2 separate regions of the Homo sapiens genome follow, and region 1 is linked to region 2. A link is a contact called in ENCODE Hi-C or POLR2A ChIA-PET data. All regions are on one chromosome and are shown on one strand. The core of a region is the stretch at or near the end of the contact, and the rest is flanking DNA. Distances in the headings are between cores, read along the strand shown.

The links. Hi-C counts contacts between places; a loop is a spot of excess contacts on that map. ChIA-PET counts read pairs that join two places held with the same protein, here RNA polymerase II (POLR2A). Pooled maps may share reads with other maps.
Region 1: a pooled map shows a loop between it and region 2 (9-fold over the local background). The contact joins the promoter of MBD3 here to the enhancer-like site in region 2. A Hi-C loop is called at or near these places in 1 of 37 single-sample maps with no recorded cell type and 2 of 50 pooled maps. POLR2A ChIA-PET finds 5 or more read pairs at or near these places in 2 of 52 experiments (HEK293 and activated CD4-positive, alpha-beta T cell).

The regions. Positions count from the first base shown.
Region 1 is chr19:1,590,595-1,595,329 of GRCh38, forward strand. It overlaps MBD3 (methyl-CpG binding domain protein 3), which reads right to left and starts at 2,271. Exons shown (of 7, transcript NM_001281453.2): 1 at 1,928-2,271. The coding sequence starts at 2,037. RefSeq lists enhancers at 295-1,284, 2,662-2,711 and silencers at 1,522-1,621, 1,762-2,061, 2,222-2,271, 2,342-2,411.
Region 2 is chr19:862,746-865,245 of GRCh38, forward strand. CFD (complement factor D) reads left to right here. Exons shown (of 5, transcript NM_001928.4): 5 at 347-896. The coding sequence ends at 493. Among named protein-coding and RNA genes, the nearest start is that of CFD, 4.3 kb to the left of the region's middle. Within about 2 kb of position 1,251, at least 8 of the 41 ENCODE cell types and tissues checked have a DNase peak (open chromatin) inside an H3K27ac peak, as active enhancers do.

The DNA.
Region 1 (4,735 bases), core at 1,021-3,520, 730 kb after region 2:
TGAGACCCTGTCTCAAAGAAAAAAAACAAAAAAGGTAGCTTTTGTGGAATGTGAATTATATCTCAATTTTAAATAAAGGTTATGCCCATCTATTGACACAAAATGATGTCCCTGAGATTTTATTCAATGAAAAAAGAACAGCCTTGATAAAACCACACGTATAGAAAAAAGTGGGCAACATGGCCTGAACTCTCCCCAGGCACCCCCAACAGAAAACGCAGTCTGGGAGCCTGCAGCCTCAGATGAAGGGCTGGGTTGAGGCCCCAGACCTGCAGAGGGCGGCTCTGGGCTGCCTGGCTTCACCCTCTGCAGAGAAACCTGAAATCTCTAGCCTGTAGAGGAGCTTCTCCCTGCTTTTCTCCACTGCTAGACCCTCATGCTCAGGGCCAGGGCCCAGAGTGGGAATGAGAGAGGTGGGGTGATGACAGCCTCAGGATACTCCGCTCAAGCTGGCCTTGGTTCTAGCTCCCAAGCTGCAGCCACCTCTTAGGGGGTTCCTGCTGCCTGGACGCCTCTCCCTGTCACTCAATGTCACGTCCTCAGAGAAGCCCTCCCTGACCCCAGTCTCATTCAGGCCCCGTCATCTGCCCTCCCAGATTTCAGCATGTGTCACTGCAGATCTCAGGACGTGTACAGGGTTCCAGCTCATAAGGGTACACATTTGGGGACCAAGTTTCCCCTCTCTTGCTGTCCTCCAACTTTCCAGGAACCAGTCCCTGAGCTCCTCCTGCAGGACGAGGCCCCACACATTGCTTCTGATCACAGCCATCCTTTCCCCGCTCACTTTTCTCACTTTATCTCCCCAAACCGGGACAGTCAAGAACCACAGAGGACCGAAGTGCACAGTGGACGGAGCGGTCGTTCTGCCCCTCCTTGGCTCGTGGAAACCACCCGCCCTCACCTGGGCGGTCTCCTGCCCACGACCCCGAGCTGTGGGAAAAAGGGGGACCAGCCGCACACCCCCCTTTACCCAGGTGCTCGGCACATGGCAGGCGTCCTCCGCTTTCCCCTCCTGGGGGACCTGAAGGCGCCACGGGACACTGAACCAAGGGGAGGGCGCAATCAAAGCTGGCCCAGAATCAAAAGCATCTTTCCCGAGCCAGGAAAAAAAAAAAAAAGAGGACAAACAGCAGGTGGCCGACTGTCTGGGACTTGGCTGCAGCAGGCGACTAAGTCTTTGTTCCACGGAGGGGGTTCCCTGCGACCTTTCAGAGCAGCGCCTTGTTCCAATTTGGGGACGGGGGGGTCTCTGAAAGCCTTCCACCACCAGTAACATCCACGCAAAGACTACCGTTAGGTGGGCTCGGAAAGTCGAAAGCCTCAGGTCTCCACCCTGAGGGGGCCACGACCCAAGAGGACCAGAGGCCTCGGAAGGAGTCAAGGGGAATACCTTTAAAAAAAGCAACGCTGCGTGGGAGACCAGTCACCCTGAGGCGCTTATTCCCAGGACTGGGGCGAGCCCAAGAACCCGTATTTTCACGCACGCCCTCCCCGATCCGCCCATGAGCCCTGCTCCCCGAAATCCCGGCTGGCCACCCCCTCGGGCTCCGCGCCACCCCAGGAGCGCCCCAAGAAGGCACCCCCTGCGTCTCACGGGAACCAAAGGGACAGCCCACCCTCCACCCCTGCCCCCCGGTAGCATCTGGCCGCCGCCAGGCGCCCCTGGCCCAGCGCGCACGAACAAAGGCCGCAGTCGCCGTCCGGCAGCCAGTCCCTGAACGGCCGGCCGAAAGCCATGCGGCCCAACAAGCGGCGCACGCGCACTGGGCCTCCGCGCGCCGGGCGCACACGCACGCAAGACGCACGCACGCACGCACGACGCACGCGCGGGGCCCAGGCCGCGGCCCGGGGCAGGGGCGCCGAGGCCGCCGCAGAGGCCGCTGGGAGGAGCCCGTTGAGGCCCTGCGCGGCCGGCGCGCTCATTCACCTATAGTAAAAGACATCCCTGTGGCCGGCCGACAGCCCCGACCTTCTGGGCACTTCTTCCCTCTCCCAGCCCTGCGGGAGCGCCGGGCACTCCCACCTCTTCCGCTCCATTGCGCCCGGCTCCTCGGCCCGCCGCCGGGCCCGCCGCCGCCGCCCGGACCCCCACTCGCCGCCGCCGCCTCAGCTGCCTCCGCTGCCGCTGCCGCCGCCGCCACTTGCCGCGGCTGTTCCGGCCCGCGGGCCCCCGCCCTCCGCCCCCAGCCGGGCGCGCGCCGGCTTTGCCGCCCTTTCGGCCCCCTCCCCGCGCTCGCCAGCCCCCGCTCGGGGGGCCCGCTCCGCCCACCCGCCCGCGCGGGGCCCCGCGCTGCGCAGCCGCGGCGCCATGCCCCCGCCCCTCTACGGCCCCGCCAATCAGCGCGCTGGGAGGGGGCGGGGCCTTAAGTGGCGTGCGCGCCTGCGCGCTGTGCCTTGCGAGCTGCCAGTGCCCAGCAGCTGTGCCCGGAGTCCGCGCGGCTCCTTTTACTGTGCCCTGTCTCTGCCGGCCGCCTGGTGCGCGTGCGCGGGGACATGCTTTCGGACTAGTGGGGTCCTTTCCTCCGACCTTTCTCCAGCCCAAGTCTTGGGGACTCTGGCCCAGTGACTGGACCTCGACTTCCCCGCCCTCCTGGTCTCCCAGCTTCCGAGCTTTTTACGAGCGTCCAAATCTGGGGGACTTCCCCCGTGACCACCCCTTCCACGCCCCCAAGTTCCCTCCAGTAGCTTTTTTTTTTTTGAGACGGGGTCTCTGTCACCCAGGCTGGAGTGCAGAGGCGCGATCTTGGCTCACTGTAGCCTCCGCCTCCCGGGTTCAAGTTGTTATGCCTCAGCCTCCCAAGTAGCTGGTTCCACGGACGGCTAATTTTTGTAGTTTTAGTAGAGACGGGATTTCACCATGTTGGCCAGGCTGGACTCGAACTCCTTACTTCAGGTGATCAGCCCACTTCGGCCTCCCAAAGCGCTGGGATTACAGGCGTGAGCCACTGCGCCCCGTCCAGCTGCTTTTTGAACCCTCAAAATCCAGGAATCTGAGCACCCCCCCCCAGCTCCCCGACCACCCCCTGCACCTTAGTCCAGCCACCATCTCTGGCCGGGAGAGTTCCAGGACCTTCCTGCGGAATCGCCCACCCCCTGTTGTCTCCCCTTAACCCCTTCCCCAGCCAGCCAGAGGGATCCTGAAATGGAAACGGGTGGGCTGCCCCCCATCAGTTCCCCCTGACAGCGTCGCTCCCAAGGCTAGGGCTGGGCGGGCCTGCACAGGTGTTCAAGGACTGAGTCTAGCTGCTGTGCTCCCCTGCCTCCAGCTGGAGAAACTGTCCTGGTTCTAAGGACTCTTTTGTTGACATTGGGTCCACCCGATCTGGGATGCTTTCCCATCTGAAGATCTCGTCCCATTTTCAAAGTCCCTTTAGCTGCAGGTTCCAGGGAGTAGGACAGGCACATTCATTTATTGATTGATTGACTGACTGATGGAGACAGAGTCTTGCTCTGTTGCCCAGGCTCGAGTGCAATGGCGTGATCTCGGCTCACTGCAACCTCCACCTCCCGGGTTCAAGTAATTCTCCTGCCTCAGCCTCCCAAGTAGCTGGGACTACAGGCGCCCACCACCATGCCCGGCTAATTTTTTTGAATTTTTAGAAGAGATGGGATTTGACCTTGTTGGCCAGCTGGTTTCGAACTCCTGACCTCAAGTGATCCGCCCACCTCGGCCTCCCTAAGTGCTGGGGTTCCAGGTGTGAGCCACAGCGGCCGACGGAACGGGCACATTTTCGGGATGTTGTGCTGACCACAGAAGCACTGAATAAATCAGGATGGATGGGTGGATGATGGTCGGATGCCCCGCTCACCCCACCTCGTCGTGAGGTGAGGTGAGGTGTGAGACAGCCAGCTCTGTCTCCCGAGAAGCTCAGGAGCTGGTTACTGGCCTGAGACCGAGGCCCCATGGCATTGGGCTGCCATGGAAGAATCAGTGCTCCCAAGGAGACAGGAAAGTCTATGCTGTGGACTCAAAGCCAGGCAGTTACACCCCAGAACCAGCCGTGGTACCTGACTAGGGCAGCCAGAGCAAGGCCTGCCCCCATGCAAGGGAGATGATAATTATGTTTTGAGACAGGGTTTCACTTTGTTGCCTAGGCTGGAGTGCAGTGGCGTGATCTTGGCTCACTGTAACCTCCTGAGCTCAAGCAATGTGCCTGCCTCAGCCTCCCAAAGTGCTGGGATCACAGGCGCCAGCCACCACGCCCGGCTGGGAGATTATTATTATTTTTTTAATTTAATTATTTGTGTTTTTTTTGAGACGGAGTTTCGCTCTTGTTGCTCAGGCTGGAGTGCAGCGGCGCGATCTCGGCTCACTGCAGCCTCCGCCTCCCGAGTTCAAGCGATTCTCCTGCCTCAGCCTTCCAAGTAGCTGGGATTACTTGACTAGGGCAGCCAGTGCAAGGCCTGCCCCCATGCAAGGGAGATGATTATTATGGTGGCACCCGCCACCATGCCCGGCTAATTTTGTATTTTTAGTGGAGACGGGGTTTCTCCATGTTGGTCAGGCTGGTCTCAAACTCCCGACCTCAGGTGATCCGCCTGCCTTGGCCTCCCAGAGTCCTGGGATTATAGGCGTGAGCCACCGCGCCCGGCCAAGATTATTTTTAAAATTGGGCTATGATTGTGACAATGCACTCCAGCCTGGGTGGTAGAGCGAGACCTTGTCTAAAATAAGTAAGTCAATAAAATAGTCTTTAAAATGGCCAATTCCAGGCTGGGCGCAGTGGCTGCATAC
Region 2 (2,500 bases), core at 1-2,500:
CAGAAGTGGGATCCACGGCAAGTCAAAGCTTGGAAGAGCAGGAATGAGGTGTGGGACCCCCATACTGGAAAGGGCTTGGAGCGGGGTGGGGTCGGGGGAACACGTGGTGAGGTTGAGGCCAGAGGGGGTGTGGCCAGGAGCTGGGGGCGGGCCTAGAGGGGCGTGGCTTGTGGTTGTGGCCTAGGCGATAGGCGTGGCGCGGGGCTATTGACTAGTGAAGACCAAATTAACACGGGAGGGATGAGCGAGCATTGTGGGGCGGGAGCGGCAGCCAGGTGAGGGGGTCTAACACGTGAGGCCGGGGTGGGCGCGGGCCGCCCCTCACGGCCCCGTCCTGTTCCGGCAGGGTGACTCCGGGGGCCCGCTGGTGTGCGGGGGCGTGCTCGAGGGCGTGGTCACCTCGGGCTCGCGCGTTTGCGGCAACCGCAAGAAGCCCGGGATCTACACCCGCGTGGCGAGCTATGCGGCCTGGATCGACAGCGTCCTGGCCTAGGGTGCCGGGGCCTGAAGGTCAGGGTCACCCAAGCAACAAAGTCCCGAGCAATGAAGTCATCCACTCCTGCATCTGGTTGGTCTTTATTGAGCACCTACTATATGCAGAAGGGGAGGCCGAGGTGGGAGGATCATTGGATCTCAGGAGTTCGAGATCAGCATGGGCCACGTAGCGCGACTCCATCTCTACAAATAAATAAAAAATTAGCTGGGCAATTGGCGGGCATGGAGGTGGGTGCTTGTAGTTCCAGCTACTCAGGAGGCTGAGGTGGGAGGATGACTTGAACGCAGGAGGCTGAGGCTGCAGTGAGTTGTGATTGCACCACTGCCCTCCAGCCTGGGCAACAGAGTGAAACCTTGTCTCTCTCTACAAAAAAAAAAAAAAAATTCTGCGTGGTGGCTCACGCCTGTAATCCCAGCACTTTGGGAGGCCGAGGCGGGCGGATCATTTGAGGTCAGGAGTTCCTGATCAGCCTGACCAACATGGTGAAACCCCGTGTCTACTAAAAATACAAAAAAAAATTAGCTGAGCGTGGTGGTGGGCACCTGTAGCCCCAGCTACTCAGGAGGCTGAGGCAGGAGGATAGCTTGAACCCGGGAGGCGGAGGTTGCAGTGAGCTGAGATCGCACCACTGTACTCCGACCTGGGTGACAGAGCGAGACTCTGTCTCAAAACAAAAACAGAAACATTAAAAAAAGAGGAACGCGGGAAGCTACAGATAAAAGCGCAAGAACGGAGAATACAGCGAAGTTCCGGGTCCAGCGCTTCCGTGGGGCTGACGCGGCCACACGGCGGCGCCCTTGCCACACACACACACACACACGCGCGAAGGCCCGCCAGGCATGGGTGTCCCCTCCTGGTCTGGCTCATACCGTTTCCCTTTGCTTACCAAGGGGAATGTGAGCGTCTTCTGTGTGCAAGGCTGTGGGCTGAGACTCAGGTGCACAGAAACCCTTCGAGGCCGTGTTCCTATGACCCATATCCCATAAGGGGAAACTGAGGCTCACAGGGACTGTGCGACTCTCCTGACCTTACACAGAAGCTCCAGGACACAGCCTGGACTGGAGCCCAGAGCCACGGAGCCTGCCTTCACAAACCACCCTGGGTGCGGCCAGACCCACACCAGGACGACGAGCAGCGGCACCTGCTTGCTGGAGGCCCTGGACCTCAGGTCACCCTTCTTGGCAAGGCCAGGGAGGACACCTGAGGCCCTGTGCCCTTTCTCCCACCTGGTGGAGGGGCAGCCAGGCGCTATCGTAGAAAAAGACTGATGGGCCAGGCGCGGTGGCTCATGCCTGTAATCCCAGCACTTTGGGAGGCCGAGGCGGGCAGATCACAAGGTCAGGAGATTGAGACCATCCTGGCCAACACGGTGAAATCCCATCTCCACTAAAAATACAAAAAAATTAGCCGGGCGTGGTGGCGGATGCCTGTAGTCCCAGCTACTTGGGAGGCTGAGGCAGGAGAATAGCTTGAATCCAGGAGGTGAAGCTTGCAGTGAGCCGAGATAGCACCACTGCATTTCAACCTGGGCAACAGAAGGAGACTCCATCTCAAAAAGAAAGAAAAAAAAAAAAAAGAGAAAAGAAAAAGTGACTGATGGGCCGGGTGCCGGTGGCTCACGCCTGTCATCCCAGCACTTTGGGAGGCTGAGGCGGGCAGATCATGAGGTCAGGAGATCGAGACCATCCTGGCTAACACGGTGAAACCCCGTCTCTACTAAAAATACAAAAAATTAGCCGGGCGTGGTGGCAGGCACCTGTAGTCCCAGCTGCTCGGGACGCTGAGGCAGAATGGCGTGAACCCGGGAGGTGGAGGTTGCAGTGAGTGGAGATCACACCACTACACTGCAGCCTGGGTGACAGAGCGAGATTCCATCTCAAAAAAAAAAAAAAGACTGATGATCTGAGAGGCAGGTCCGCTGGGAAAAGGGGGGATGGATTGATGAACACTGTGCTTGGGTGTTTTTGGGGCTATGGAACACTCACCTAGGAATCACACTGACGT